Linked DNA regions of Mus musculus: all the other regions are linked to region 1. The links are chromatin loops, found by intact Hi-C in ENCODE. Cell type or tissue: heart. All regions are shown on one strand.

Region 1 (4,000 bases):
AACACAGATTTCTGTAAGCCTCGTTCCCCCCATCCCTCATTCTGTCTCTATTTCTCTTCTCTCATCTCTAACGATGATCTATAGGCAGCTTTCTTTTTCATCATTTGCCTCTTATGCGCGCAGCTCTGAATAAAATGTCAAGGATCTCAACTCAAAGCATTGCAGAAATGATGGTAACAGCGGGGTCCCTGCAAAGCCCAGGGAAACAGGTTTCACCTGGGCCACTGCACCCAAAGCGTTAGCATTCTCTAAAGAGCACACTACTGGGGCTTTTCCAAGGGGGAGGTATGAAAACAGGGAAGTGGCCTGTTTGTCTGCAGGTATGTTCACATAAACCCCAAGCCCTGGAGAAGCTGCGCGGCCACGGAATCTTCCTCCCTGCTCCCCCGCCCCCGCCGGGGGGGGGGCAAGAAAACGCCTCAAAAGAGGGAGGAAAAGGAGCCGGCGAGGCCGAGGAGAAGAGAGGTGCTGGCCTCCAAAGCCTCTGCAGGTAGATCAGACAAGTGGGCCGGGCGCTTGCTCCCGCTCCCCCCACCCCGCCGCACCCCTCAGCTGCCTGGGCCCGGCCTTCCCGAGCCCGCCGCTCCGCGGGTTCCCCGGGAGGCAAGCCGCGGGACCCGAAGCTGAAGTTACCTTGAAGCTCCTGGGAAAGAATCGGAAGATGATCTGTGGCTGCGCGGAGTGGGCTGCGAGCTAGGGGCCGCGGCGGGGGCGGGCGACGGCCCGGGACGCACGGGGGGAGGTCCAGGCAGCGGCGGAGAGCCCCGGGCTACTACGGCCGTCCGGGGCGACGTCCCTCCGGTTCCGCGGTAGCGGCAGTGTTTCTAGGCCTCTCGGCTGGCCCCTAACCTCAGCGCTCCGGCAGTGGCAGCGGCGGCCTCACGAGCCTCCCCCGCGGGCCCGTCCCATCAAATCGGCACCGACCCGGTTGCGGCGCGGCCGGTGGCTCTTCGTTCACATTCCCGGCGGGCGGCGCCTCTGCTCGTTGCACCGGACCCGGCGGCGGTGGTGGCGGCGGCGGCGGCGGCGGCGACGCGGGGAGGGGGAGGAGGGAGGAAGCCTGGATTTGCAGCGGCAGCAAGCGCGGGAGTCGGGAGGAAGAGTTGGAGCCGCCTGAGCCGCCGCTGCCAGAGCCGCCGTTCGCTACCCGCGCAGGGTCCCCGTCAATGCCCCTTTCTCTCTCCTATTGTCAATATCACCGGGCGGCTGAGTCCATGGCACAGGCGCAACCGAACCTCCTGGCTAGCAGAGCCCGCCTCCGACGCCCGCCCACTGGAGACTTCAAACGGGAAGCGAGACTTCATTGGCCGGCGCGCGCCTTCACTCCCAGGCCAGCACGTTCGGCTGAGAGCTGGTCGGGGATTGGCGGCGCGGGGGGGCGGGGAAACAGGAGGGTGTGAAGGGACGGGGCCCTCGATTGGGCGAGGCGCGGGGGACCCGGATGCTACCGTGAGCTCGGGCGACCGGGCCGCCGTTTCCGCCAGGGCGCCTGAAGTGGGGGTACTGCGGCGTCTGCTAGGCCTGAGGAGAGCTCGGCGGGCGCGCCCGAGACTGGAGCTTCCGCCAGGCGGAACCCTGTGGACCGCGAGCGTCTTCACCCGGGTATCCGAAGGCCACAGGGCGGCCGTCCTGGTGCCTCACGGTTCAGCCCGCAAGCCCCACTCCGCACGGAACCCACGGCCCCCTGAGCCCTGTGTAAACGCGGCCATGGAAGCCGGCAGAAAAATACCCCAGTGGCTGTCCTTCGCTCAACTCGTGGGAGGCCTGGCCACCGGTTGGACTCTCACCTGGTCCCCCCAAAAGCCAGTTCTGAATATCAGCTCTCTGATGCCCCTGCCAGGCTCGGCGGGGGCCCGCGCTCCGGGAGTTAATGCAGATGGCAACTCTGCAGTCTCCCATTCAGAATACCCGCATTCGCCCTTTCAGGACTCCGAAATACCCAGCCCCCAACTCGACAGATTTTAATTGATAGTTTGAGTCTGAGTTTAAACAGAAGACTTACCTCTATCTAGAACGAGGACGAAAATACATACATGTTTTTGCATCATTGGTGAACCCTAGGCCAAATGGTACGTTTCCAAAGAATATTCTTAGACCATCAATCAATTTGAATGCAGGCTACGTACAATAGTTAAAAGAAGAAAAAAATACTAACTACAAAGATCAAACTACCAGCTGCTCAAAATTTGGAAATCTGGGAGGGGAAATACAGGAGAAATAATATTATAATCCATAAACCCAAAATAACCAGTCATTTTGATGTAGTTTTAGTATTATATTTCATATATGTATATACACACAAGTATATATATATATATGTATATATATATGTATGTATACATACATACACACATGTATGTATATTCTTTTTCAAACTCAAAATGCTTCATCCTGTAGCCGAGTTTTTCCTCTCAGTATCATGTCATGTTCTGTACAGTTAAGGAATATACATTTATAAAGCTCTCTGTATCATACCCACAAGTGCTAACCATGCGTTTGCGTTTCTGGTTTGTTGCAAATTTCTATCCTGTTGGGTAGAAAAATAATTCTGTACTATGAAAGAGAATGTTACTGCCCTGAACTGAAATGGGAAAGATGGCTTATACGAAAGCAGACCCCAGAAGACTGGCTGCTGACTGACTGACTGAGTGGCCATTTTTACCCTAATAAAGTTCATTGCCCCATGCTGCAGAATTATATGGAATTCCAGTCTGGTTCCTGGCTTCAAGTAACTTATATTTCCATACTTCAGTCTTTAGAAATGTTTAATATCCTAGCCAAGCAGAGCATGTTTCTTCAACGTCTGATTGGTAAATGCAAAATTAAAACCAAGAAAGATTTTGAAGCCAACTCAATTTCCCTTGGCAACAGTTGAACCGTTAAAAAGTAGTGCACGTTTGAAATGCTCACAGCTGTTGCTTAGAACATTTCACATTTTGTAGAGTGAGGATTTTGCTTGCAAATTATGGATGGCTATAAAGACAATTCATTTCAAAGTCATTTCATTTTCTATAAAATAGCTGAGCAACTGAGATGAGGAGGTCTTTTTTAATATGGGAACATCCTTGCCTGTGTGAGGTTTGTTCTCGGGGCCAAGAATCTCATAAGATCTACAGAGCCCAGGGAAAGTGGGGTGTTCTCCAAGGAGAGTGCAAAGCAATCCACTTGCAACACACAAGAAAAAAATGAGGGCATCTATGTTTAAGTTTAAGATGAGGTATTAAACTCAGTATTCTAAATACAGAAGGAATGGCCCATTGGCTAGAGCAGTATAGATGTCCTTAGGGGGAAGCAGGAAGCGTCCACCCGCAGAGGAGAGCAGAGCGGGTCTCTGCTACTTGTGACATCCTGTGTTTGCTGGGCTCCATGAGTGCATTCTTTAGGTTTAATTAAACTAAACCTACAAAGCAGACAAATGACCTTACAGAAGTCTCACAAGGGAACAAGAGAAAGAGCAAATACTAGAAATAACTTTTATAAAATCTTTGACAGCCCTCCTTCAGAGTTAAAGTGACAATCTAATAAGTCCAACCATACTTTCACTTAAGTAGAAAAATCGCCAAAACAGTTTGAAATGGACCTTCATGTCCACCATCACCACGGTGAACAAATGCTGTGGCCGAGTGGTGAGGCGACGAAGCCGATGTGTGCCTATTTTATGAACAAATATACACATATTTAGAATATTATGCTCTCAAAAAACGCACGGATGGAGATGCATGAACCTTTGTTCATTTGGTGACTGCTATCCTAGATATAAAAGAAAGATGTTAAAGCCATGGGGAGGCCATTATCGAGTGACAAAATTCAGTTCATTGTTATCACATGAAAGCATCCACTATCCAGGTCTCAAAGCTGAGCTTATGGGGAATCTGCTGGCAACCTGACCACATGATTAGAAGACACAGGGTATGGAGTGGTAGCTACGTAGTGACAAACTGAAGCATCGTAGAACTGACTATCCCTTAGACACATCTTCAGAAGTAAATTAGTCTCGTTT
Region 2 (4,000 bases), 140 kb after region 1:
GCCATTATAACCAATCCAGCTCCTCGGAAGGCAAAGCCTATAACTGCAGGGTTACAGTTACCGCCATAGTAACAGTGTAGCAACTAACAACTGGTTCTCCAGACCAGAGACAGAAGTGAAGTGTCTTAACAGACCTGCAGTCAATCCTTTACGACGAACTCATCTAGATTCTGTTCCTTTACCTTTCGGCTTTTTTTCTTAACTGTCATTACTTTAGTGCTTGGAATGTGCCTGTGCCGAAATTATACTACTGTTTTGAAAACACTCTTTAATTTTACATTGTAAACACCATGTATTGCAGTGAAACCGGGTCTCAGTTACCAAGTGTTTCATTTTAAGTACACTGAATCACCACTGTGCATCAGACGAACTAAGTTTAAAAACTCAGTCTAAGCTCAAGGATTCAATGCACGAAAAGTGTTTCCTTGGGGGGTGGGGGTCTAAGAAACTATACCCAACTGTATTAAAATACAGTTTAGTGTTTAAGAACCGTCATCAGTTAATTTTCTAGAACTCTGACAGGACCTGCGTGGGTACTGTGAGAACCTGTGGGTTGGGGTTTTGGACGGGAAGAGGCAAATTTTTAAAAAAAGGGGAAAAAGAAAGTTCAGAAAGCACTGGAAACTCGACCGTGGAGCTGAGGGGCACAGCGTACCTGCCAGCGGCCATAGGTGAGCAGGAACATGGCGATGGGGATGGCGGTGCCTGACATGGCATGCGTGGAGGGCATGCTGTATTCCGAGTTGTAGAAGACCTCCAGCTTGATGACAGGCGGCGAGGCCGGCCGTGGCCAGCGGATGATGTCCTTGGTGCACTGGCCCAGGTACATGACCAGCACCCAGATGATCACCAGCCTCCGGCCCACAAAGGGGTCGAGATTCCAGATCCAGAAGGGGAAGAATAAGATGTAGAAGAGCTCGTTGCCCAGTTCCGTGCCTAAGCAGAACAGGTAGTAGAGCGGCAAGTTGCTCACTTTGACCAGCTCGCCCTCCTCGCCCGTCAACGAGTTGCGGCGCTGCGAGCCCGCGCGGCGGGGCCCGGTCGGGCCCGGCTCGGCCGCCAGCCCGTTGCGCACGCCGTTCGGGGCACCGCAGCAGTCCGCCTTGGCGGGGCTGTCCTCAGCGCCCGGCTGCCGTCCCCGTCGCCGGGGTTCTCCCGGGGCTCCGCGAACCTCGGTCTCTGCATCCTCGTCCGCCGCCGGGCTGCTGAGCGGCACCTCCACCCCACACAGACGCTGGAAGCTCGCCACCCGCTGCGGCTCCTGCAGACGGCTGGCCAGCAGAGCCAGCCGCTGCCCCAGGGACATGGTCGCGGGCCACTCGGGAATTGATCCGGCCACGCGCTCCTCGCCAGCCACAGCCGCCACGGTGCCTAGCTCGACTCGCTCGAGGCTGCCGGCGACCGCGCCAACAGGCCGCAGCGGCCGCCGCGCGCGCCCTGCGCCCCGCGCGCCCCTCCCCTGGCGCGCTCACGGAGGCCCGCGCCGCGCGCGCAGCCCGGAGCTGTCGCCGAAGCCCCGCCTCCCGGTGCTCCTGGTTGCTGTGCGAAGAACAGTGCGGGTCTAGGCAGGGCTGGTGACCCAGGAGCTGCCCGCGGCTTTTATTAGCCTGGAATCAATTGGGGCGTGATGAATGGAGGCAAAGTAACCGCCGCGAAACCGGAATCGTCCGACTCACGCCATTAATTAGCAACTAATTTCAGAGCTGTCTCGGATGGTTGATGTCCGGAAAGCCACGTGCCAATTGACCAGCGGTGGCAAGATTAGAAAACCGTAGATAATCCAGGACAGAGCCTGGGTATGTGATCGCTGACACAGCTGTGGTCTGCAAAGGAAAAGCCAGTCACCTACCAAGTAAAATCTGACTGTCACTCATCACATACGTCTCTTAAGCGAATTTAGGTGTAAAATTTCCTTAATAAATTCTAGCACTTAGCAAGATTGCTCAGAACACATAGTTAGTGGGAGAATGTAGCGTGGAGAATTCTGAGGGTATTTTTTGTTTTGTCTTTTATCGTTTTCTTTTTGTGAGTTTCGGGTTTGTTTTTTTGTTTGTTTGTTTTTTTGTTTTTGTTTTTGTTTTGTTGTTGTTGTTTGTTTTGTTTTGTTTTTGTTTTTGAACCAGGGTATATCATTTAGCCGAGATTGGCCTCAGCCTTGCTATGTAGTTAAGGCTAGCCCTGAACTGTTGATCCTTCTGGTGAAGCCCCCCAAGACTCGGGGTTACTGGGGCACCATGCCAGGTTTGAACTTGGAATCTGATAGGCTGAACTAGAATCTTAACAGGATTGTCTTGCAAGTCACAAACTTGACTTTAACTTCTAGATGGATCCGATTTTATTAAAAGATTTCAAAGTTTTAATTCCAGGAAGTTATTTTCAGTCAAGGCAAACGAATGTCTATAATTAAAGACTGAACTACTTCCAAGAAAGAGGCTGGAAAATGCTCCATGCTGGTAAGCCATGAGAAATAGTTTCATTTCCCAAGAAAGATTGCTTCCCAGCTCCTCCTATTCCACTTGCTGCAGTCATAAAGAGGATTGCCTCGAGTCCCTGGCCCTGGAATTGCTGAGGTTGGAAAGGTTGAGGGAGCACAGACGAATCCCAGCGCTTGGAGGCTGACATGGGAAGATTTGGAGTTTGAGGACAGCTGGGGCTTCATAACAAGATACTGTATCAAAATAAGTAAAAGCGTTTACAGCCTAGGAAAGCAGACAAGCATGAGAAAAGGAATACTGGGCCTGAAGAATGGTATACAAAGTAACCATGGTTTGCTATGGGTGTCTCTTCTTAGCCAGCAAGCAGGAAGCTCTGAGTTTGGGCCCAGCAGAACATACACAGAGTAGTGTTATTAGTTGATGTTTCTGAATAATAAAGACCATTATTAGCATTTGGCAAAAATAATCTATAATAAAACATGCTATGCTGGCCAGAAACTTGCTGTGGAGACCAAGTCTGATTTTCAAGTACTGAGCTAACAGGTGTTTGCTACAACTGAGTATTTTGTTTGTCTTGAAACCCCAGACCACCAAATTGTAGGGTTACAGGATGGACATCACACATAATTTTTTATATGTCCCCTCCACCCCTAGGGTCTAACTATGTAACCTGGATACCCTGGAATTTAGCTATATAAACAAGACTGATCCCGAACTTGTAGCATCCTCTCGCCTCTGCCTCAGAAACACTACCCTCTATTTCTATATCCTTAGCACCCAACACAAATATTGAATAATTGAAGGAATAAAAATGAATGTATGAACTTAAAAAAAAAATCCATGCCTCCAAACTGGGTATGGTTTTGCTTGCCTGTAATTCCAGCACTTGGGAAGTTGAAGCAGGAGGGGCTAAAGTATTTTCAAAAAATAAAATGTGGGGAAAGTGGCCATTTCAAAGTTACTCTCCTTATAGAGTGGAGATAGAGTCAGGTTGAGTTTTATGGCACAGACCTTTAGCAAGGAGTGTCTGTTTTTGGTTAGTTCTTTTTTGTTTGTTTTTGTTTTGAGCCTAGTGCAAGAGCCTTGTCTAAAATAAAGGTCTTCTGTGACTTCTGTAACTTTTATTTAACATCTTACTTGTATATTCTTTTTCTGTATCTCAAACCCAGTTCTCCTAATTTCTGTCTGAATTTCTGTCACAAATCCTACTGGCTCTCTATCAGGAACAAGCACTTTTTGTAGTTACTCTTCTGACCCTGTGCCTTCCACCTCCAGTAGAGCCTTTGAACAAAGGCCACTCTTGTCATTAGGTCTTGTATACATTGTGAAAACTCTGTGCTCTGTAGCCTCTGCTGGAAGGAAAAGAAAAACACTTCCAGAAATCTGGTGAAATTTCAATGGAAATTGGGAATGTCTGTGTACTCCATTTAGAAGGAATTTAACCCCATAAATGCACACTCTGATGGCTGATAAGAGGGTTCAGAGCAGCAAGGGCCTGCCACCAAACCTGAGGACCTGAGTTCCACCTCAAGGAGGAGAGAACTGACTTCTACAGCTTTGTCCTC
Region 3 (4,000 bases), 69 kb before region 1:
TTTTTAAATTTTAAAAAAGACTAAGCCATGAGCTAAGGAAATGGCTGTCTCAGTAAGAGTGCTTGCTATACAAGTGTGAAGACACAAGTTCTGTCTCCAGGGACCATGGAAAAGGCTGGGCCTGACCGCACAAGACCTGCATAAGGGACAGGAGCTTTGTACTCATTCATTCACTCACTCACCAGGTAGTCACTGAACACCCACTGAGAGACAGCACAAAGACACACGTGAACTGACCTCATACATGGCTTTATTCCACACACCGAGGAGGCAGAGCCAGGTACATCTCTGCAAATTCAAGGCCACCTAGGCTATACAGAGGTTTGCAGAAATCTTACCCTGTATGTTCCAGGGGGTTAGGGGGTGGGGGAATTAAAAATATTAAGTAAGTCTATTGTATTATACATATATGTTCTAGGGAAAATAATGTACAGGGCAAAGCAGGCTACATATGCTGGAGCTAGAAGGTACAGTTTTGAGTATAGCATTCATCTGAAAGAAAAGATTTAAGAAAATATTCAAAGGAGGTAGAGGAGGGGGTCAGCAAAGATACCTGCAAGAGAACATCCCACTCAGAGGACAGTCAATGCAAGGGTCCTCTAGCGGGAAGGAAGGCAGGGGAGCCAGGGGAAACCAAGCCCATGAGTGTGGATGGAGCTGCAGTGGGAAGTGGGGAGATGATGGACAGACAGCTGCACAGCACACTGGGCCTCACTGCTTACCAACTAACCTGGGCTTAGCTTCCCTATCTGTAAAACAGGACAAAATGTAGTTTATAAGGTTGAGTATGTATTAAATAAAAGGCTATGTGTGAAAGTAGACGTGCTTTTTTGAGAAGAGGAGGAGGAGGAGGAGGAGGAGGAGGAAGGGGAAGGGGAAGGGGAAGGGGAAGGGGAAGGGGAAGGGGAGGGGAGGGGAGGGGAGGGGAGGGGAGGGGAGGGGAGGGGAGGGGAGGGGAGGGAAGGGAGGCAAGCAAGCTTATCAAGTATCCACTGGATACAAGACAGCAAATTTTTTACTTTATATTTATATCTTTTATGATGATTTCTGTAGGGAATTTCTTATATTTTAACATAGCTTCAAATTTATTTTAAAAGCACTTTTCAAATAAACTCTTAAGAATTTCTAGAAACATTAAAATGTTGTTAATATCAGATTCCAGTAACACCAAACAACAAAAGCTACCCATTTGAACACATACACAAGCACAACCTGTCTTCTCTTCTGTAGCTGGCCTTAAGACAAGTAGTGATCATAAGCAATTATAATAAAAGGGAATAAGCACAATACATTTCTTGAGTGTCTGTCACTGAAGCCTGATCCTTCACCCAAAAGTATAAACAATAAAAACTTTAAAGATTTCTTTAACAAATGTCACAACTGTAAAGTAGAGGGAGAAAAATGGCCAAAATTAAAGGTTTGCAGGAAGCACTTATTCAGTTACATAGCACAACCCACACAAAATAATTCCCCAATGAAGTAATGCATTATTTTCAACCATTTCCATTGATTGAGGATCTTTTCTCGGGAGATTATTTCTACAAAGGATAAAAATGGCCTAAGCATTCCCATTTGTTTTGAGGATTAACATTATTTAGAATCATCTCAGAATGAGATGAACCTGTAGCTGTTTTAACAATATGAGGCTAAAAACAATGGGAAGGGAGAGGGTGGATAGACAGACAGACAGACAGACAGACAGACAGACAGACAGACAAGTGGGTGGATGGATGAGAAGATGGATGGGTGTCAAGCAGATACCAAATTACCATCAATTGAGCTGTTAATTTATAACCTAATAGTCCAGGCCACTTATAGACACCATAAAATTTTAAAAATCGATAAAATACCAAAAGAAAACAAGCATCAATCTAATGTTACAATGCCAGCTTAGAGATACTCATCAGCTGGAGGTTAAACATTAGACCTTAAGCTCTTGAAAGGGAACAGGACTAAGAAGAGTGGAATGACCTCTAATCCCAAAAGTACCAAAGCTTACATTTATAATTAAAGTCATAAGCTGAGCAATGAAACCCAGTGACAGCATGTAGTACAGACACTAATTATGGTGCTACCCTGTGCTCCACAGTATAGCTATTACTTAATATATACTAAATACAAGGTAAAGCCAGATAGTAGTTGACTAAATCCAAAAGTACAATTTGAAATATCATGCAAGGAGAAGCAGTAACCACTTGAAATACCAGTATGCATAAAAACAATATCATTTGAACATGAAAGAGAAATTAAGTATATGTATTTTAATATATATGTAAACTATGTGACTGTACAACTCCAAAATAGAAACATGGAGAGCAGTAATAAAAAGAGAGCACCTGGAAAGCACTTGCAGAGCAGAGAGGCATCTTATTATATGCAGCAGTAAGATGAGAGTGATCTTAGCTGTGGCTCGGATATACACAGCCACGTCCCTTCTTTGCTACTGCTTCCTGAGGACACACACAGCACTCAAGTCTAGAGCTACACATGCTGATGCTGCATTCTAAGACCCAGTTTTCCCTAAACTCAGGGTTTCTATGTTCAATGTTGGACCCTAGGTAGGACCTAGCTAAACATGCCACTGGGTAGTTCAAACATTTCCTCTTCTTTTTCCCTTAAAACCACTTTCCCTTTCAAATAACTTATTGTTTATAACTGCATCGTCCATTGAGGAGCCAAATGAGGTATGAAAAATACGAGCTAGTTTTATTAAACAAAGTCAACTAAAGCAAAAATGGGCAACTAAGTTCACTATCTCAGAAATCTGCCAGTTGTAATTCTGGAAAAGCATCATGGAAATGTTTATGATTTCAGGAAAGTTAGGCTGAGAACTTGAGGGAAACAAACCAATTCTGCATTCTTCCCAACAGTCTGAAATTAGAAGACCTGGGCTCAAATAGGTCTCACATGTACCTGCTGATCAACTGTGAGCACTGCAGGGTGACAGTTCAGACTGCCAAGATTCCAAAGCTGGCTTTGCTTAGCTAAGCCTCTGTCTCTATGCGCTCATACATGAATGATACTGCACTAAGACTATTTATAAAGATGGCAGTGAACAAAGGGACATATGGAAGCCATCTAGAATACATATAATGCTCAATAGACTTTTTAACATCAAAATTATCATTGATAAAGAAAATTAATCTAAAAAAGAAATTATCTTAACAGTTCAAGGATTTCATGAAAGATGATACAACACACAAAATATTTCATACAGTACTCAAACACAAAAAACTTTAAATGTGTGTTCTGAGGGAGTGGCTTAGTGGCAGAGTACCTGTAAACATGGATTCTCAGGACCACAAAAAGAAAACCGACAAGTGAACATTTCTAACCTGTTGGTAGAGTTTTACTTCCCTTTTTGTTGTATGTAGTTTTTCAAGCCACAGTGAAATAAAATAATGTTGAGCTTAGTCACTGCAATCCACTGAGATTACTTCAAAATGAAATAATAACTTGGCTAGAGAAAGGGCAGCCATGATGAGGCATATGAGCTAACCCAGCAGTCAGGCATGCACAAGTCAACCGTGCAGTATCTTCTGAGCCACTTCTTGTCCCACCATGCAGTTAAAGCACTCAAGCTACCAAGCTGCATGCACACAGATGACAAAGTCCCTTGAAAATGGTCGTAAGTTCAACAAGCTCAGAGAGACTGTTCTCAGTGACACTTCTACATTTTAAAAGTTCCCATAGCTTAAATCTGTGCAGCAGGCACCTGGCTCACTAGGAAATGCAAAGCACATAAGAATGTGTGCTTCAAACTTGTGATGCAGCAAGATGCCTTGTGCACGGAGGGCTCATGGATCCAGAGGGGTCAGAACAGCCTGTGAAAAGAAAACTGCTCATCACTGAAACTGGTATATCTTTAACGCTACAAACAGTGTCAAAGGCATTTGCTACTGAATGAGACACCAAAATAAGTAAGGGTCACTGAGGACAGGTCAGGTACAGAGGACAGGGAAAAAAAAATTCACATTCTAAATAGCCATTTCCTGGTTCA
Region 4 (4,000 bases), 60 kb after region 1:
AAGAACATTACACAATCAAATTTTAAATTCCTATAATTATATACCAGAAAATGTATTTAAGAAAAGAGATTCGGGGGCTGGTGAGATGGCTCAGTGGTTAAGAGCGCCGACTGCTCTTCCAAAGGTCCTGAGTTCAAATCCCAGCAACCACATGGTGGCTCACAACCATCTGTAACAAAAATCTGACTCCCTCTTCTGGAGTGTCTGAAGACAGCTACAGTGTGCTTACATATAATAAATAAATAAATATAAAAAAAATATATATATAGAAAAAAAAGAAAGAAAAGAGATTCAGGGACTGGAGAGATGGCTCAGTGGTTAAGAGCACTGACGGCTCTTCCAGAGGTCCTGAGTTCAATTCCCAGTAACCACATGGTAGCTCACAACCATCTGTAATGGGATCTGATGCCCTCTTCTGGTGTGTCTGAAGACAGCTACAATGTATTCACATAAAATAAATTAATTAAAGAAAGAAAGAAAGAAAGAAAGAAAGGAAGAAAGAAGAGATTCAGGCTAAAGGTTGGGTAATACAATACCATGATAAAGTCTAGGGGCTGGAGAAATGGCTAAATGGCTAAGAGCACTTCCTTTTCTTACAAAAGATCTGGGTTCATTTCCCAGCACCTACATAGTGGCTCCTAACTGTCAGTAACTTCAGTTCCAGGGAGTTCAAGGGCCTCTTCTGGCTTTTGCAGGCACTATACATAAATAATGCACTTTAATATGTGCAGGCATACATGCATACACATAAAATAATAAGATATGTAAAAAAGTTACTAGAGAGATGGCCCAGCAGTTAAGAGCACTATTTTTCCAGAAGACCCAGGTTCAATTCCCAATACCCACATGGTGGCTCAAAATCAGTATAACTCTAGTTCCAGGGGATTCAATGCCCCCTGACCCAGTGCATCAATCACCAATAAACAAAATACACCACAGGCTTGCCACTGGCCAATCTGATGGCAGGGAGCATTGTCTCAACTGAAGTTCCCACTTCCTAGATGACTTCAGTTTTTGTCAAGTTGACATAAAACTAGCTACCATAACATGTACACATAAATACTTGCCAAGTGAATTCAGTGTCAATGTTACTCTAAAATGTTACCCTAAGTAACCAAGTAGAAAGATGCTGCAATGCATTTGCGTTGTTGATTGCTTAAACATCCACTGTTGACCAGTGACAAGGCTTCTGGGCACTAAGGAGCTTATTATCATATAACCACCTCCCATACAGTATGCTGTTTAAGGAACAGTGGTAGTACCGGGTGAGCACATCTAACCTGCAAAGTGGACAAAACTACCAGGACACACAGCTCTTCAGATACTGACACACTGACAGCTAGTGATGCCTTCTCTTGCATTTCTGGGTAGGATCACTAACTAGTCAACTCCAAGCAAGGAGAATATTCTAAAGGAGAATGCAAATCAAAGCAGGAAGTGGCAAGGCTGGAGAGATGGCTCAGTGGTTAAGAGCACTTGCTGCCTTCCCACAGGACCTGAGTTTGGTTCCTAGTACCTATACATATCGCATGGCTCACAAGTATCTGTAACTTCAGCTCCAGGAAGCCTCTGGCCTCCCTGGGTACCTACACTCCTAAACACATTCTTACATATAATTAAAAATAATAAAAATATATATTTAAAAAATAGCATTTAAAAGTAAATATTTAGTCTCTTCTAATATTTGTGCAATAAAGTATTAAACATTTGTACTAACTATAAGATTAGATTCTAGTAAGTTCCAAACTCACTCCATTCTCTTCTGAAAAGATCTTAAAAGAGAAACAAGAGGTGTAATTCTTGAACTGTCCTGTAAATGCCAGATATTAAGAGAAAAAAATTTTACTTTATTAATCTGATGAGAAGGATAAAAATGACAGAAAACAATGACTGCTCTGTCACTGACACTATCCCGGCCTATCCTGCTTCAGCACTTAGCCGTCCTGCCTGTGCTGCTGGCTGCTACTGCCATCTAGCAGCAGATTCAACAATAAGAGAATGCAGGGCTTACTCAGGATCTGTGGCCTGGCCTCCAGACAACATAGTCAGAGTAACAGGTGTTTCTGATGCGGACTTTGACAACCAAAATTGAACTGAATTTTCCTCAGGAGTTTCTCTCTCCATGGGCAATATAAATTATTTCCATGTGGGCCTCTAGACTTTTTTTTTTTAACCTCAATTCTAATCTCTCTTTAAAATTCCAACTCTATTACTCTAGAGCAGTGGTTCTCAACGTATGGGCTATGACCCCTTTGGGGTCATATATAAGATATTCTGCATATCATAGATTATATTAATGTAGCAAAATTACACTTATGAAGTAGCAGTGAAAACAGTTTTATGGTTGAGGTCACCGAAACATGAGGGACTGTATTAAAGAGTTGCAGCCTTGGGACGCTTAGGAACACTGCACTAGAGTCTGCTTAAATCCCCACACACATTTGTATGTGCTACCAAATTTTCAAATATATCCAAAATGGACTCTCCTATGGTTTGTCTCTAGTAACTTTAAATCCTATACATCCAGGCTCAAATTCCAATCACCTCTGATGAAGGAGAAGAGGAAACTAGTTCATGTCAATATTTACCTGTTACCATCCTCTCATCTGCAGCAACCTTACTCTAACACACAGGAAGGACAGGAAATTCTTCAGCTAGACCAGTGGCTCTCAACCCACCTAACGCTGCTGTGAGTCCCCAACCTAGAGCTCGCTCTGTAGACCAGGCCTGCCTTTAACTCACAGATACCCTCCTGCGTCTGCCTCCCAAATGTGAAGATTAAAGGCATGAGTCATCACATCTGGCTAACAAAGTGTTTAATAATGACAAATATCATGATATGTCTTTTTGTTGTTTCTGTATGAACTACAAGTAGTAAATAGAAGTTTATACTTACAAATGACTGTACTTTATACCTATCAACATTACAGGCAAAATGTGTCACTCAATAAAGTATTTTTCCAACAAGAATTACAAAAAAGATTGCTATTCTTTCCCAAGAATTCCACCTCCTTTTAAGTCACCCATCTCCTACCCTTGCTTCAAGATTCACTTCAAAATCTACTGGCTACATAAAGTTCCTATTAATCATGCACAAAGTGAATTTTAACTTCCTCTAAATACCAATATATTATATATTCATGCATTAATAATTGTATGCCAAGTAACTACAAGTGTTATTTGTATTTTACACGTTTTAAATTGTTTCTGCCTACGAAAGAATTAGAAACACATTTCTCAATCCTTTCTTGTTTGTTTACAAGGCAGCGTCTCACTATGCAGCTCTGGCCGGTCTGTTACTCGCTATGTGTTTGTTGGCAAGCCTTGAACTCACAGCAATCTTCCTGCCTCGGCCTCCACCTCCTAAGAGGATTACAAGTGTGTGTCACTACATCTGACTTGCAATCTTTTTGTATCAATCATTCTATCAATCTGCAGCTAAGAAACACTACTTTCTCAGTAGAGGAAAACAAAGAGACAAAGAATTATTCACATATATGTAAAACAAAGGCAGATTTAACAGGAAGACCACAAAACCACCCTAAAGTCTCAGGAAAACAATTTAACTCCCCTCCCACCATTGGTTTTTTTTTTTTTTTTTTTTTAAGAAAGTAGGTTTCTGCACAAGAATAAAAACTATAAAGTAACCATATTGATAAAGCATCCATAATCCCAGCTGTGAGGCGTCAGTTCACGGCAGCCTTCATTCCCTTACAACTCCATGCCTTAGTTAGGGTCCTATTGTGATGAAAACCATGACGGGGCAACTTACGAAGGACAGGGCTTATCTGGGCTACACTTCTGTATCACTGTTCATCAACAAGGGAAGTCAGGACAGGAACTCAAAGAGCGCTGGAGCCTGGCTAATAAAGCTGAAGCAGAGGCCATGGAGGGTGTTCCTTTCTAGCTTGTTCCTCCTGGCTTGTTCAGCCTGCTTTCGGAGGACTGGATCCTCCCACATCAATCACTAACCTAGAAAATGCCCTCTAGGCTTGCCTAC
Region 5 (4,000 bases), 73 kb after region 1:
AGCTGGATGTGAGACACTGGCCTTTAACCCCAACATGCAGGAGGCAGAGGCAGGTGGATCTGTGAGTTCAAAGCTAGCCTAAATTCTAGGTCAGCCAAAGCTACATAGGTTGAAGCCCTGCCTCAAAAACAACAAGAAAGATACACACATACACACACACAAAACACACAATGTTTTCAGTTCTATTTATAATAAATAGAAGGTGCAGTTCGGTTGATGTGAAAGCCTATAATTCCAGCACTTGAGAGAACACCAAGTTCTCTAAGTTTAAGGCTAGCCTAGTTTACAAAGTGAGCTCTAGGACCACCAGAACCTCACAGAAACCCTGACTCCAAAACCCCAAACCAACCAACCAACCCAAACCAACCAACCCTGAAAGTTGCAGAAAACAGTCAAGATTTTAAACAAAGGTGGACACGAAAGAAACCTCAACAGTCACAGGGGCTGACTTACTTTTGCCCTGTTCTATAAAATCTAAGGTAAAAAGACGAGCTAGACACTTCTCACTTCTGCTCTCTAGATAGTACTGTCCTGACCCCAAGATAGGCGGGTAAGTAGTCAACACAGAGGTATCTCACACTTACATTGTTAACTAGGCTGCATGATTTTGTGGTCTTTAAACAAGAAGCAGAAACAGGTATGGTTGATACCAATAACATAGACTATAAGTCCACATCTTCACTGAATTATCACAACACTGAGAAGCAATTTGGCACGGACCATGCACTTTTTAACAACCTGATGATTGCAAAGCAAAGTTAGGAAGTAGACCTTTAGACTGATGCCTTCCTACCAGTTCATCTTACTTGGATAATAACCAATTAACTGGTTTCCTGGTACACTGTTTAGGATTTTAAAATAATTTCTTTTTTCTTTCCTTTTCTTTTTTTGTTTTTTCAAGACAGGGTTTCTCTGTGTAGCCCTGGCTGTTCTGGAACTCACTCTGTAGACCAGGCTGGCCTCGAACTCAGAAATCCGCCTGCCTCTGCCTCCCAAGTGCTGGGATCAAAGGCGTGTGCCACCACTGCCCGGCTTTAAAACAATTTCAAGTTAGGAAAGAAAACAGGAGCGTTTTACTAGTTGTACTATCTTTAATTTTACATTTGTGGAAGCTGAATTCCCTCAATTTAAGTTGTCAGAGTTAGCCTAAATGAGACATTTCACAAAAATAAGATGCTGCCAGCACTGCCTCTTGGGTGGTTTTCGTTGTGAATTAGGTTTGTGTGTGTGTGTGTGTGTGTGCATGACAAAGTTTTCCCAAGAAGCACTGGTTAGCTGGAAACTCAAAGAGATCCTCTTGCCTCTACCTCCCTCCCAGTCAGTACTGGGATCCCCGGTGTGCTTCACCACACCCGACCAGCACCTAGCTCGGTGGACAGCTGTGTGGCCTAGATGACACCACACACGTAAGGAACTTAGCCTAGTAGCCTGCATCACAGCACATACTGTACGACTTGGCTCCGCGTACCAAATGAAAAAATCTGCTTTTTGATGTGGAAAAAGGCCGGAGCCAGGAGGTGGGTGTGGGATGAGTGAGAGGAAGGGCAGGCAAGAGCGAGCAGGGACCTACCCACCCTTCCTCGAAACTGAAGCAGAGACCTTCGGGTGGCATGGACCCCACATCCTGGCATACAGAGACCCACGCGGTCCCTGCGCATGCACGTGCTCCCTCTCACACCACCCGCTCCCCTTCTGCGCTCCCCGCCCAGGGCTCTCCACGCGCGTGCCACCCAGTGGCCGCCGGTCGAGAGAGCTGCCCGCCCTGCCCAGCAGAAAGTACCTCCGCAGCAAACCCCACACTGGAGCTGGAGAAAACGCACGCTCTGCCCACGGCCGGCTGGAACTCCGCCCTCCGGCTCTGATTGGGTAAAAATATAGAGGAAGCTGAAGCGGATTGGTCCATAGCACAGAGGCCGGACCATAACCAGCGGGCTCTTCTGAAGCGGGAGCCGCGCGCCTTTGCTTGCTACCTTCCGATTGGACGAGGGCAGAAGGTCTGCGCATGCGTAACTCGGTCTACGGACCACGCCATACAACACCTCCCTCTAGGTCAGGTTAACGGAAGTCCCTGGGACCCAGCTTCCTGGACGTGTGGCCAATAAAAGGCAAGATCGTCACCGATTCCGCCTTTTCATGCGGATGTGGCTTTGCAGTTTCTTCCAGCACTTCTTCCGCTTCCTCGGACTCGGGTGTAAAGTTATTTCGCGGACCAGAGGAGTGGGGCTGAGGCAGGATTTCGTGGATCTGAAATAACCACACGTGATCACAAAGCCTAGCTATACAGGCGGGTTTGAACGAGCAGTATCCGGCCTTCACTCCAGCATGGCTATGACTCAAGGTTGACAGGAGCGCAATTACAAAATCTGGAGGTAGTTTTGCCTCGGCCCCAGGTAACTCTGGGAATTGAAGTCCATAATGGTCAGGTCCTGTCTCATCTGTCCTATTTTGATGTTGCTTTTAAACTTTAGTTTGATACAGGGCTGATGTTCCAACTGTAGTGGAGACATGACATCTGGCCCTACCAATAGGGGAATGAGCTCTGTCCTTGAACACCAAGAAGCCCTGAATCTAGTTTAGGTGGACTCTACCCTCTTTTCATTATAGATGAATACCTGTGGTATAACAACCATGAGACCGCGTTTTCCAGTGTAAACAATTCAGAAAATACGTACTTGGTTAAGCGATAATGCAAACAAGCCAGATTGTCCCTGGAAATACATTCGGCTGGGACTCGTGAAATTAACGTGCTGTGTATACCCACAGGAATCTGAATAAGGGGAACTAACTAGGGGATATATCTTGGTGCTGTTAAAAGGTATCCTTCCCCTGGAAATCCCCCCAAGGTGAGTTTAGGTTGGTCCCATTTACAGCTAGTAGAGTTGGAGATAGAGATTATTGTTTGATTAGTTGCAGTTTCTAATTAATATCGGTCTTGGTGTCATGGCATAGCCAGGAGTCCTGACCTACAGTGGGTTAAGAATGGTTAGGGAACTGACATACTCTTTTCATATCCTGAACACTGAGATGCTGGCTTCCACTGCCTTCTGGACCTTTATCTATGAAGTTACTAAAGGGAATTCCTGGGGGAAATTGGAGTTGGGAGCTTGCCATCCTAGGGGGCTTGTAACCTGACCCCCCGGGGTTTTGGTCTTTGCCATGCCCTGATCTTTATATCACAGGTAGTGATGGTTCTTATTTTAGGACTATGAAGGGATCCGTGTAACCCGGAGAGGACTCAGTTTTGCTATCCAACCAAGAACAATGGCTTTCGGGGAAGGGGCATCAACTGCAGCCATAGTGCTGGACCCAGGGATGCGCTTCTCCCCAGGAGCAAGTGAGCCATGCCCCAGTAGTCTCTGGTTGTAGCACTTTACAGAAATCTACCTGGAAGGTAGTTTGGGTTTCAGTGGATAGATTGGTTAAGAGCTCCCTGGTTCTGGTTTTTTACATTTTTATACCCAGTGCCCTGACGTATGGGGACTTGGGAGCCTTTCCAAAAGGAGAGAAAAAGACAAAATAGGACAACTATGATTCTAGGGCCCTTGTCAGTCTTTAGGGGTTTGGAGGACCTAGTGACAACTCATTTGTCATTATTTTCTGTAGCCTCCTTCAGCTGGATATGGTGCATTCATGGGGTGACCTTCATTGCTGTTCCAGTCCAGATCCTCTTTACCCATATGAGGTCACCAGGCTGGAACTTGCAGGCAGGCTCAGACAGGAGACAAAGATACAGCCTCTCCAATGATCTGATGAGTCTTGCAGGGCCTGTAAGGACTTGAGAAGGCAATGGTTAGTAATTTCTGACTGGTGCATCTGGCCCTCGGGAGGGCAAAATGTAGAAAGCTGGCCCAATTTTTTGCCATTATTAAAGCCGTATTTTAAGAGTTTTGTTTTTATTCTTTTTATCCTGTCCTGAGCTTTGTGGCCTGTCTAATTAGTGTGTAACGCTTTTCCCAGATTTGGGAATATTTTGACTATGAGGGCCAGACCGTGTCAGACC
Region 6 (4,000 bases), 180 kb after region 1:
AGTCAGGGCCATATGGTGAGACTATGTCTCAAAAAAGAAACAAACAAAAACCACCTGAAAACGTTAATGTCTTTGGATACTGTGCTATAAGCACATGTATCTTATTAGCATGCAAGTGTGCTTTTACAATTAAAAAATAGTAAAATTGTGTATTAATGCAAACAGACAGACAGATAGACAGACAGACAACATCCCTCATTTGTCCCCCGGCAGCAGGAGAGCGAGCCCAGGGCAGAGCTGCAGCCTCCTGGTGAGTATTTCACAGGGAAGCTGAGATTCGAACACCAGAAGAAAAGAATTTTAGGAAGAGCCAGTGTGAAGCAAAGTTGTTTTTTACTGAGAAAACAATTTTTTGTTTGTTTTGGTTTTTAAGAGGGGCTACAGTAGCCTAGGGTCACTGAAGATAACCTTGAAATCCTGATCTTCCAACCTGGCCTCCTAAAGTCTGGGATCACAGGTGAGGCATATCTGCTTGCTTTCAAGCTCTGGATGTCACCTAACACCCCGTCTCCATAGTAGGCAAACATCTCTTGCTTGCATTGCTAATCAGGTCTCTGAATGATCTGAGATAAGGGCTGGATGAGGTAGTGCCTCTCCCTCAGCAGAGCTTTGTTATCTAAGTTCCCAGGAAGGTGTTTATCAAGGATTTCGGCTTAGGACTTTGGCTATAAAAGTGTGTAGAACCTCTTTAATGATGGGACATGTTATCCACGAAAACTTGAGTCTGTTTCAGGGCAGATGTCACTCATTTACCTCAGAATAAAGTACCTTATTATTTCCTCGAAGGCAGAATTTTATACTTGATCTTAGCCAAAAGTCAGAGACGTGATGGGCAACATTCTTAAGTAGTTGGTGTCTCTCTGCCACATGCAAGACTGTGAAAAACAAAACACATTAGTGATTATTGTAGGATTAAGCTTCTTTCAAGTCTGTTTTGTTGTTGTTGTTTTGCTTCATACACATTTTTGTTTTGTTTTGTTTTTCTGGTTTTCTTTTCTTTTCTCTTCTCTTCTTTTCTTTTCTTTTCTTTTCTTTTCTTTTCTTTTCTTTTCTTTTCTTTTCTTTTCTTTTTTTTGAGGCAGGGCTTCTTTGTATAGCTCTGGCTGTCCTGGAACTCACTTTGTAGACTAGGCTGGCCTCGAACTCAGAAATCTGCCTGCCTCTGCCTTCAAATGCTGGGATCACAGGCGTGCGCCACCACGCCCGGCTCATACACATTTGTAAAATTTTTTATTTATTTACTTTATGTGTATGAGTATACTGTTGCTGTCTTCAGACACACCAGAAGAGGGCATTAGATCCCATTATGTGAGCCACCATGTGGTTGCTGGGATTTGAACTCAGGACCTTTGGAAGAGCAGTCAGTGCTCTTAACTGCTGAGCCATCTCTGCAGCCCATCACATTTGTTACTTGTATATATGTATAACTGTTAGACCTTCCAAATGAATCAACCATTTTATCATACTAATAAGGAAGCTGTTAAATGTTTTAAGGCATGGGGCACAACACCAGGTCCATGTTTCTAGACGGGTATATACAAATACATGCAGGTACCCAAGGAGGTCAGAAGAGGACAAGGAATCCACTGGAGCAGGCATTACAAGCAGCTGTGAGCCACTAGATATAGGTGCTAGGATCTGAACTCTGGTCACCTTTAACAACAGCATTAGGTTGGAAAGATGGCTCAGTAGTTCAAAGTGCTTATTGTTCTTGCAGATGTCTCAAGTTCAAATCCCAGCACCCCACCACCACCACCACCACCACCACCACCACGTGGCATCTAACAATCGTCTGTAACCCCAGTTCCAAGAGGATCTGGTGCCCTCTCCTGGACTCCACAGGCACTGCATGTATTTGGTGCACAAATAGGGTAATAAAAATAATAAAAATTTAAAAATTGCTTACAAAAAAAGAACAACAAAAACTCTTATCAACATTCCAAGATCATATAAATATATTAAATTTTAATTAATAGTATACTTAAAAGAAAAGAAAGACATTTACTTCAGGTGCAAGTCCCTTGGAACTGGAGTTGCAGGTGATCACGTGTCACCAATGGATGCTGGGAATCAAACCTGGGTCCTCTGCAAGAGCAAAAAGAGCCCTTAACCATTGATCCACCTTCCCAGCCCCATGAAGGATGATTTTAAATGAAATTAATAGAGGCAGACATAGTAAATGGTGGATAGTAAAATTATTTCAAATACTGACAGAACGGATGCACCTTGGAGGTAGGGGTACAAGATAGCCTTTCTTTGAATAAGTGATTCAGCCAGCTTATTCATCAGACTTGAGGATCAATTAATTTAATGAGATGAAATATTTAGCAGGGCCTGACAACTCACTCTATAATCCCAAGAACTAGGGAGTCTGAGGCAGGAGAATTGCCCAGTATTAGAAACAAGAGTTAGTTATACACAGAAAACAATCTAAGAATTCAAGCAGATTAAGAAGGTAGTGAGGGGGCTGGAGACGTGACTCAGTCAAGTGCTTGCTTTTCAAGCAGAAAGACCTGGGTTCTAGTACCAGAGTCCATGTTAAAATAAACAAAAAGTCGGGGCAGCCATCTGAAAAGCCAGGACCATGAGATACCTTAAGAATTACCACTTTTATTTTGGATAATGGTCAAAGCCTAAGAAAGTTGCTGTGGGCCTTGTCAATTTTTATCTGAAACGACTCCCTCCTCCTCTTTTTTCTTTTTCTTTCTTTCTTTTTCTTTTTTCTTTTTCTTTTTCTATTCTCTTCTTTCCTCTCTTTCTTTCTTTCTTTCTTTCTTTCTTTCTTTCTTTCTTACCACATAGATGCGTGTTGACTTCCATTGCTGTACATGCTGGGTATCTTGGGCCATGTTCTAATACTATGAAGAGATATTATGACTGAGGCAACTTGGATTAGTTAGATTTCTGTTGCTGTGATAAAGCACCGGGACAAAAAGCAAGTTGGAGAGATGTTGGGGTCCCCTTTCGCACATTGTGTGAAAGTCATCTCTGTATATTCAGTTGTTGATTGCCAAACCAGGTAGAGAGCTGAGTGCTCGCCAGAACTCGGTATTGTTATTCCTGTGGCCCATTACCAGCCTCATAGTTTGTAAACATTCATTCTTCCTTACTTGCTGGCTGGATTTAATAAAAATCTGACAGCCAATAGCTGAGCAGGAAATGGAAGGTGAACTTCCGTATATAGAGAGAGTCTCTGGGAGAAGATATCAGAAGCAGGAGGTCCATGCACCAGGTGCAGAGATGGATGAGTGACTCAGAGCAAGCACAGAGGTAGACCTGGCCACCTGGCAGGACGTAAGCCAGAATTAGTCGGCTTTGGCGTAGCTGGGAGGGAGTGTGAGCTAAAGGCTTAAGCTTTAAGATATATGAGTCTCTGTGTCTTTATTTAAACCTCTGGCCAGTCTGTGAAAGTCACATTACAGGGAAGAAAGTGTTTATTTCACTCACAGTTCCATAAACCAGTTCTGAAGGGACCCAAGTACCGCAGGGTATTCCCCTTTGGACCCCAGATTAGGCACAGACCAGACCCAAACACCAATTTCCAAGCACAAACCAAATGCAAAGCGGTTGCTTCATTAAGCAAGGCTAAGAGACATGGTGTCTGAATCTGAATCAGACAGACACAATTTTTCTTTTTTTGCAGGTGTCAATTTTAAGAGGGAAAAAAGGGGAGGTGTGTGTTGGAATGGGCTAGGAAGTGTGGGACAGTTCTGATTGGATGTGTTAATTAGGTAAGTCAAAATAAGGAATTCTGAATGCCAAACCTTGGGGTTTTGATAGTGGACCTTGGTGATCAGTCTCAGGAATAAATCAGTGGACAGATAAGGGAATAGACTTTGGTGGCTGAAAGAGGTAAAAGCCAGAGCCCATGGGCACCATGTTTGCCACGCTCAGGCCTGCTGGAACCCTTCAAGATCATCATCAAAAACAGTAAGGGCAGGAACTCACATGGGGCAGGAACCTGGAGGCAGGAGCTGATGCAGAGGCCATGGAGGGGTGC
Region 7 (4,000 bases), 130 kb before region 1:
ATTTGTTTGCTTTTTAGTCCCCCATCCAGCACATCTCCTGAGGGATTTTTATTTTGTCATGTGTGCACCTTTATCAATGGCCACAGCATCTGGTGCACAGTGAGCTGAGAGACATTTTACTAGTGAAAAGAAGAAGGGAAAGGGACATAAGACCAAACGGGAGTAGAAGGAAAGGAAAGGATCGAAGGAAACTGAAGACATACGGATTCCAATGCTCTTTTGAAATCCTATAAAGGCTGGAGAACATGATGGGAAGGATGACGTTAGAGTTTTCTTCTATCAAACTCATGATGTATTCATTATTCCAATAATAGAGTGCCCTTTCTGCCACCTTGAGGAAAGAAACAGAACAATTATAATACAAGTTATAATCTTTTCAAACAAAAGTATTTTAAAAGGCTATTTTTAAAATCATTCAATCAAAAGTATGATTAAATATTAATAACTCTTTACATTTTGTAAGATTTATGATCTTCCAAGAAGTTGCCAGGTGGTTCATCAGTTTGGGGAGGAAAAGTTTTCTTGGTTTTTGGGGCTTTTCCCTATCTGTTAATTTATCCTCTCTTTAGGTCTATCTACACATCTCCTCTATTTCCACACTCTTCCTTACACACACTGTCATGAGCTCAGCTTTCAGAGCTGCTAGTCCGCTTGTCTTGTTACACTTTGGGTCTTAAATGTCCCCAAAGGCTTATGTTTAAATGCTTTGTCTACAACCTGTGATGCTACTTGGAAAGCTGTGGGGTCTAGCTGGAGGAGGATGTCATTTACTTATTGGTTTAGATTCTGTCCTCTGTCCACAATACTCTAACTTCATCTGCTGGGCCTAAAAGTTTCTCACCTTGGACTTGATGAACTCAAATGGCTTTTTTTATTTATGTAAATTGAAAGATCATGATTTAGAACGAAAAGAAACAAGATTTCACACCCTGACAGACTGAGAAATTAGAGCCTTTCCATCTCCATCACTTGGCAGGTTCAAAACACTGCTGACTTACTGGTCCCTGAACGCTTAGAAACAGCCTTCAAGGAACGCTAGCACACAGAAGCCATGTGCTGTGCACACTCACATGTCACTGCTCTTAAACCTTGTAAGTGGTGTCATTATTCCAGCTTTATAGATGAGACTTGAAGAGCTAGGTGTAAGTCATTGGCTCAAGGTCACATGGCTAGCAAGTGGCACATACAGTAGCCTTCTCTTAACTCTTCCCTGCTGTCCCTTAAGATCGGATAACTGGTGGGAATGAAGCACCTGCAGTTGTTTGATGTAAACTGTGATGGGGGCTACAGAGCAGAACGAACAACCTGTACATACATACACAGGAGCTACTTAAGATCATGGCGAACAGTCACATGCATGACTGCAGACTCCTGGCCTCCAGGACTGTGGGGAAGTCAATCTCTGCTGTTAAAGCTACTTGGTCTGGAGCATTTGTCATAGCAACCTGAGCCTACCATACACTCTTTCCTACCTCCTTCTTCTTTGTTAACAAAAAAACCCAAGGCCCTGCAAGTGCTACGCAATGCTCATCTACGGAACGTCATTCTCAGTATGACAAATTACCTTCCTTCCTGAGCACTGAGTATCCAGTAAGTTTCTCTGCCTTGTTCTTTGTGAAAGACCCTTGGCCTCCACTATACCAAAGAGTCAAATGAAACCAGAAAACTAAACAGTCCATATGTTTTGAACATTACAGACTTAGTGTCGTGTGCACTGCTCTGAACTTTTCTATTTGTGTCTAGTCTGTACACCTCACAGAACTGTCCCTCCTTTTGTTCTGTGTGGCCTAAGCACTAGCTTAATACACTAGTATGTCTTTAGATTTAAAAACAGGAATAGTCAAGGCCTCAATCTGCCAGCTTAAAGGATAGTTCACCATCAAATTTCAAGTGTGCTTTTGTGCTGTTGAACAGGGTCTTCAAACGAGGGGCAGTATGATGAGCCTGCTAGATTTGTAAGATGGACTTTTGGTAAGACAGCCACCACGTAAGTTAAAGCACTATGTTCAACTCTGGTCCCGTTCTCTCCTGTATTGGTTTCAAAGCACTGCAGCCAGGACCTCCTTGAAAACACCAAGTGCACCTTCCCTGTGTTCTCACCAAACAGCCACAAGGAGGCAGAGCAGGCTGTGGGAAGGTCATGGGCTTTAAGCCTTTTTTACAATAAGCCACCTTAAAAATAAAAACCCATTGACATTCCCACTTGGGATCTTGTCCGGAGGACAGCACCCAGCTTCTCTTCCCTCCTCCTAAGGATTACTGATTACTCCTTCTCATACAGTGAAGAAACCCCAGCAGCCCACGTCATCTAATTTAGCCAAGTTCAGTTATTTTACAGCTTCCAGCTTTGGTATTCACATCCTGTCTTCTTGCAGGGTATTATGGGAACTGAAGTTAAAAGACAGAGCCTGTTAGAGGCAGATGCTCAGCATCCGGTAACAATTTGTTAACAAGCAGCAGGGGCTGGAGAGATGGCTGAGTCCCTATGAGAGTACTGACTGCCTTCTGCAGAGGAGCCAGGCTCGGTACCCTGCCTGCACCCGCACCAGCCAGCTCACAGCCACCTCTAAGTCCAGCAGCAGGGGAGCTGAGGTGCCGCTGGCCTCTGTGGGCATTGCACTCCAACAGACACAGAATTAAAAATAAAAATAAATAAATAATATTTTTAAAGTAGCTAGTGTCCATGATCGGTTTTTTTCCCAACACAAATGAAGTTTAGCCTAATGAGTTCACATGGCACACATCACTCTGACTCGTGTTCTCTTTCCTACTAACCTGAAAATGGGGGCTAGAAACACACTTGGCAATTTGTTTAAACAAAGGTTCTTGGATTTTAACAAATTGTGACGGTTCAATCACATCCAAGATTTCTTCCAGCTCCCCGAGGAACATGACCTATAAATAAGAACAAAGCACAAAACATGAGATCAACCACGAAAATCCCCACATGCTCAGCTTACTCAGTATCTTAAGGAAAGGGTGCACACAAAGCAACAGAACAAAAGCAAGGGCCCAGACATCAGTCTAGTTGTCTTAGCCTGGGATGGCGGCTCAGCGGGTAAGAGTGCTTGCTATGAAAGCATGAAGACCTGAGTTCAAATCCCCAGCATCCACATAAAAAGACAGAGCAGGCCATAGACATGCCTGCAACCCCAAGTGTTATGGGGTGTTGAGACAGGAGCATCTCCAGGGTTTCCTGGCTGCCAGCCTAGCTCCAAATTCTATGGCAAGTCACTGTGTTAAGAGTTCTTCTCAGGCCTCCGTGTGCGTACCCTACCTACTGCCATATACACAAAGAACATACCCGTTTCTCAAAGAACTCAGGACAGGGTCTTCTGTTAAAGCAAATTACTGGCCTCTCCGTCTTCAGGCCTTTGGAACTCTGCCCACTGCTAGCAACCAAGATATTTAACACCCTACCCATCCCCAGTTTTTAAAATAATGGCTGACACTCCTGAACAAATGTGCATTAGTCCACAGCACCACAACAGAACACACAGTCACTCAACAGGCAGCTGCATCCCACTAGCAAACAAATTCATGTTATGGAGGCACAGTAACCGCATCAGCACACACTGACCTGTCTCCTATGCTTATACGAGCACTCGTGCACACACTCTCCCTCTCCCTCTCCCCTCTCTCTATAGCACAGTGAATCTCATGGCCTCGGGGCTGTATGCAAAAGAAAGCTTGAAGATCACACAATGGAGCAAGATAAACAGATTTAGACAGTTGTATAAATAGAATGAAAAATAATAAATAAAGACTATTTACTCACTAAAAATAACGTTAGGCAAGCTAAACGAGCAATTAAAATATGAAGGAAGACACTTCTTTTGTGTCTCAAGGTACAAAGAACAGCAGATTCCCTTAAACTCCTATTGTTAAGGAACGAGGTAATTTGCTGACGCTGTATGGACTGAGGTTAGAATCACTGATGTGAGGAAGGGGCTCTTCCTATACCCCATCCTTCATTAAGACACATACATCCTCTTGTGAC

The links. A loop is a pair of places that touch in the nucleus more often than their neighbours do. Peaks named below come from ENCODE experiments on the same cell type or tissue, not always from the same donor. Only the 100,000 strongest peaks of a DNase experiment are listed, where the experiment ranks them.
Region 2: a loop joins it to region 1, with 5 times the contacts of the local background. A loop is called at or near these places in 6 of 42 quality-filtered maps.
Region 3: it touches region 1 in a loop (2.0-fold over the local background); 5 of 42 quality-filtered maps call a loop at or near these places.
Region 4: a loop joins it to region 1, with 2.3 times the contacts of the local background. A loop is called at or near these places in 14 of 42 quality-filtered maps.
Region 5: a loop joins it to region 1, with 7 times the contacts of the local background. A loop is called at or near these places in 13 of 42 quality-filtered maps.
Region 6: it touches region 1 in a loop (4-fold over the local background); 4 of 42 quality-filtered maps call a loop at or near these places.
Region 7: a loop joins it to region 1, with 6 times the contacts of the local background. A loop is called at or near these places in 17 of 42 quality-filtered maps.

Annotation. Positions count from the first base shown.
Region 1 is chr12:75,595,002-75,599,001 of GRCm38, forward strand. It overlaps Ppp2r5e (protein phosphatase 2, regulatory subunit B', epsilon), which reads right to left and starts at 1,231. Exons shown (of 14, transcript NM_012024.3): 1 at 634-1,231. In heart, a CTCF peak has its summit at 1,571; a DNase peak (open chromatin) is centred at 1,330; H3K4me3 peaks cover 2,215 bases; H3K27ac peaks cover 2,160 bases.
Region 2 is chr12:75,734,258-75,738,257 of GRCm38, forward strand. It overlaps Sgpp1 (sphingosine-1-phosphate phosphatase 1), which reads right to left and starts at 1,472. Exons shown (of 3, transcript NM_030750.3): 1 at 656-1,472. The coding sequence starts at 1,306. In heart, no CTCF peak of the experiment used is centred here; DNase peaks (open chromatin) are centred at 774 and 1,514; H3K4me3 peaks cover 2,018 bases; H3K27ac peaks cover 1,444 bases.
Region 3 is chr12:75,525,558-75,529,557 of GRCm38, forward strand. All of the region lies in intron 2 of Ppp2r5e (protein phosphatase 2, regulatory subunit B', epsilon), which reads right to left. Among named protein-coding and RNA genes, the nearest start is that of Ppp2r5e, 69 kb to the right of the region's middle. In heart, no CTCF peak of the experiment used is centred here; no DNase peak of the experiment used is centred here.
Region 4 is chr12:75,654,821-75,658,820 of GRCm38, forward strand. The region is part of intron 1 of Wdr89 (WD repeat domain 89); the gene reads right to left. Among named protein-coding and RNA genes, the nearest start is that of Wdr89, 13 kb to the right of the region's middle. In heart, a CTCF peak has its summit at 1,976; no DNase peak of the experiment used is centred here.
Region 5 is chr12:75,667,692-75,671,691 of GRCm38, forward strand. It overlaps Wdr89 (WD repeat domain 89), which reads right to left and starts at 1,846. Exons shown (of 2, transcript NM_028203.1): 1 at 1,781-1,846. Gm34717 (a long non-coding RNA gene) reads left to right here and starts at 2,034. Exons shown (of 3, transcript XR_381697.2): 1 at 2,034-2,390. In heart, a CTCF peak has its summit at 1,750 (motif pointing left); a DNase peak (open chromatin) is centred at 1,980; H3K4me3 peaks cover 2,535 bases; H3K27ac peaks cover 1,860 bases.
Region 6 is chr12:75,771,037-75,775,036 of GRCm38, forward strand. It overlaps Gm40447, which reads right to left. Exons shown (of 7, transcript XM_011244246.1): 3 at 769-875. Among named protein-coding and RNA genes, the nearest start is that of Sgpp1, 37 kb to the left of the region's middle. In heart, a CTCF peak has its summit at 1,863 (motif pointing left); a DNase peak (open chromatin) is centred at 1,805.
Region 7 is chr12:75,462,099-75,466,098 of GRCm38, forward strand. Ppp2r5e (protein phosphatase 2, regulatory subunit B', epsilon) reads right to left here. Exons shown (of 14, transcript NM_012024.3): 11 at 2,776-2,895; 12 at 204-331. Among named protein-coding and RNA genes, the nearest start is that of Gphb5, 47 kb to the left of the region's middle. In heart, a CTCF peak has its summit at 2,108 (motif pointing right); a DNase peak (open chromatin) is centred at 2,123.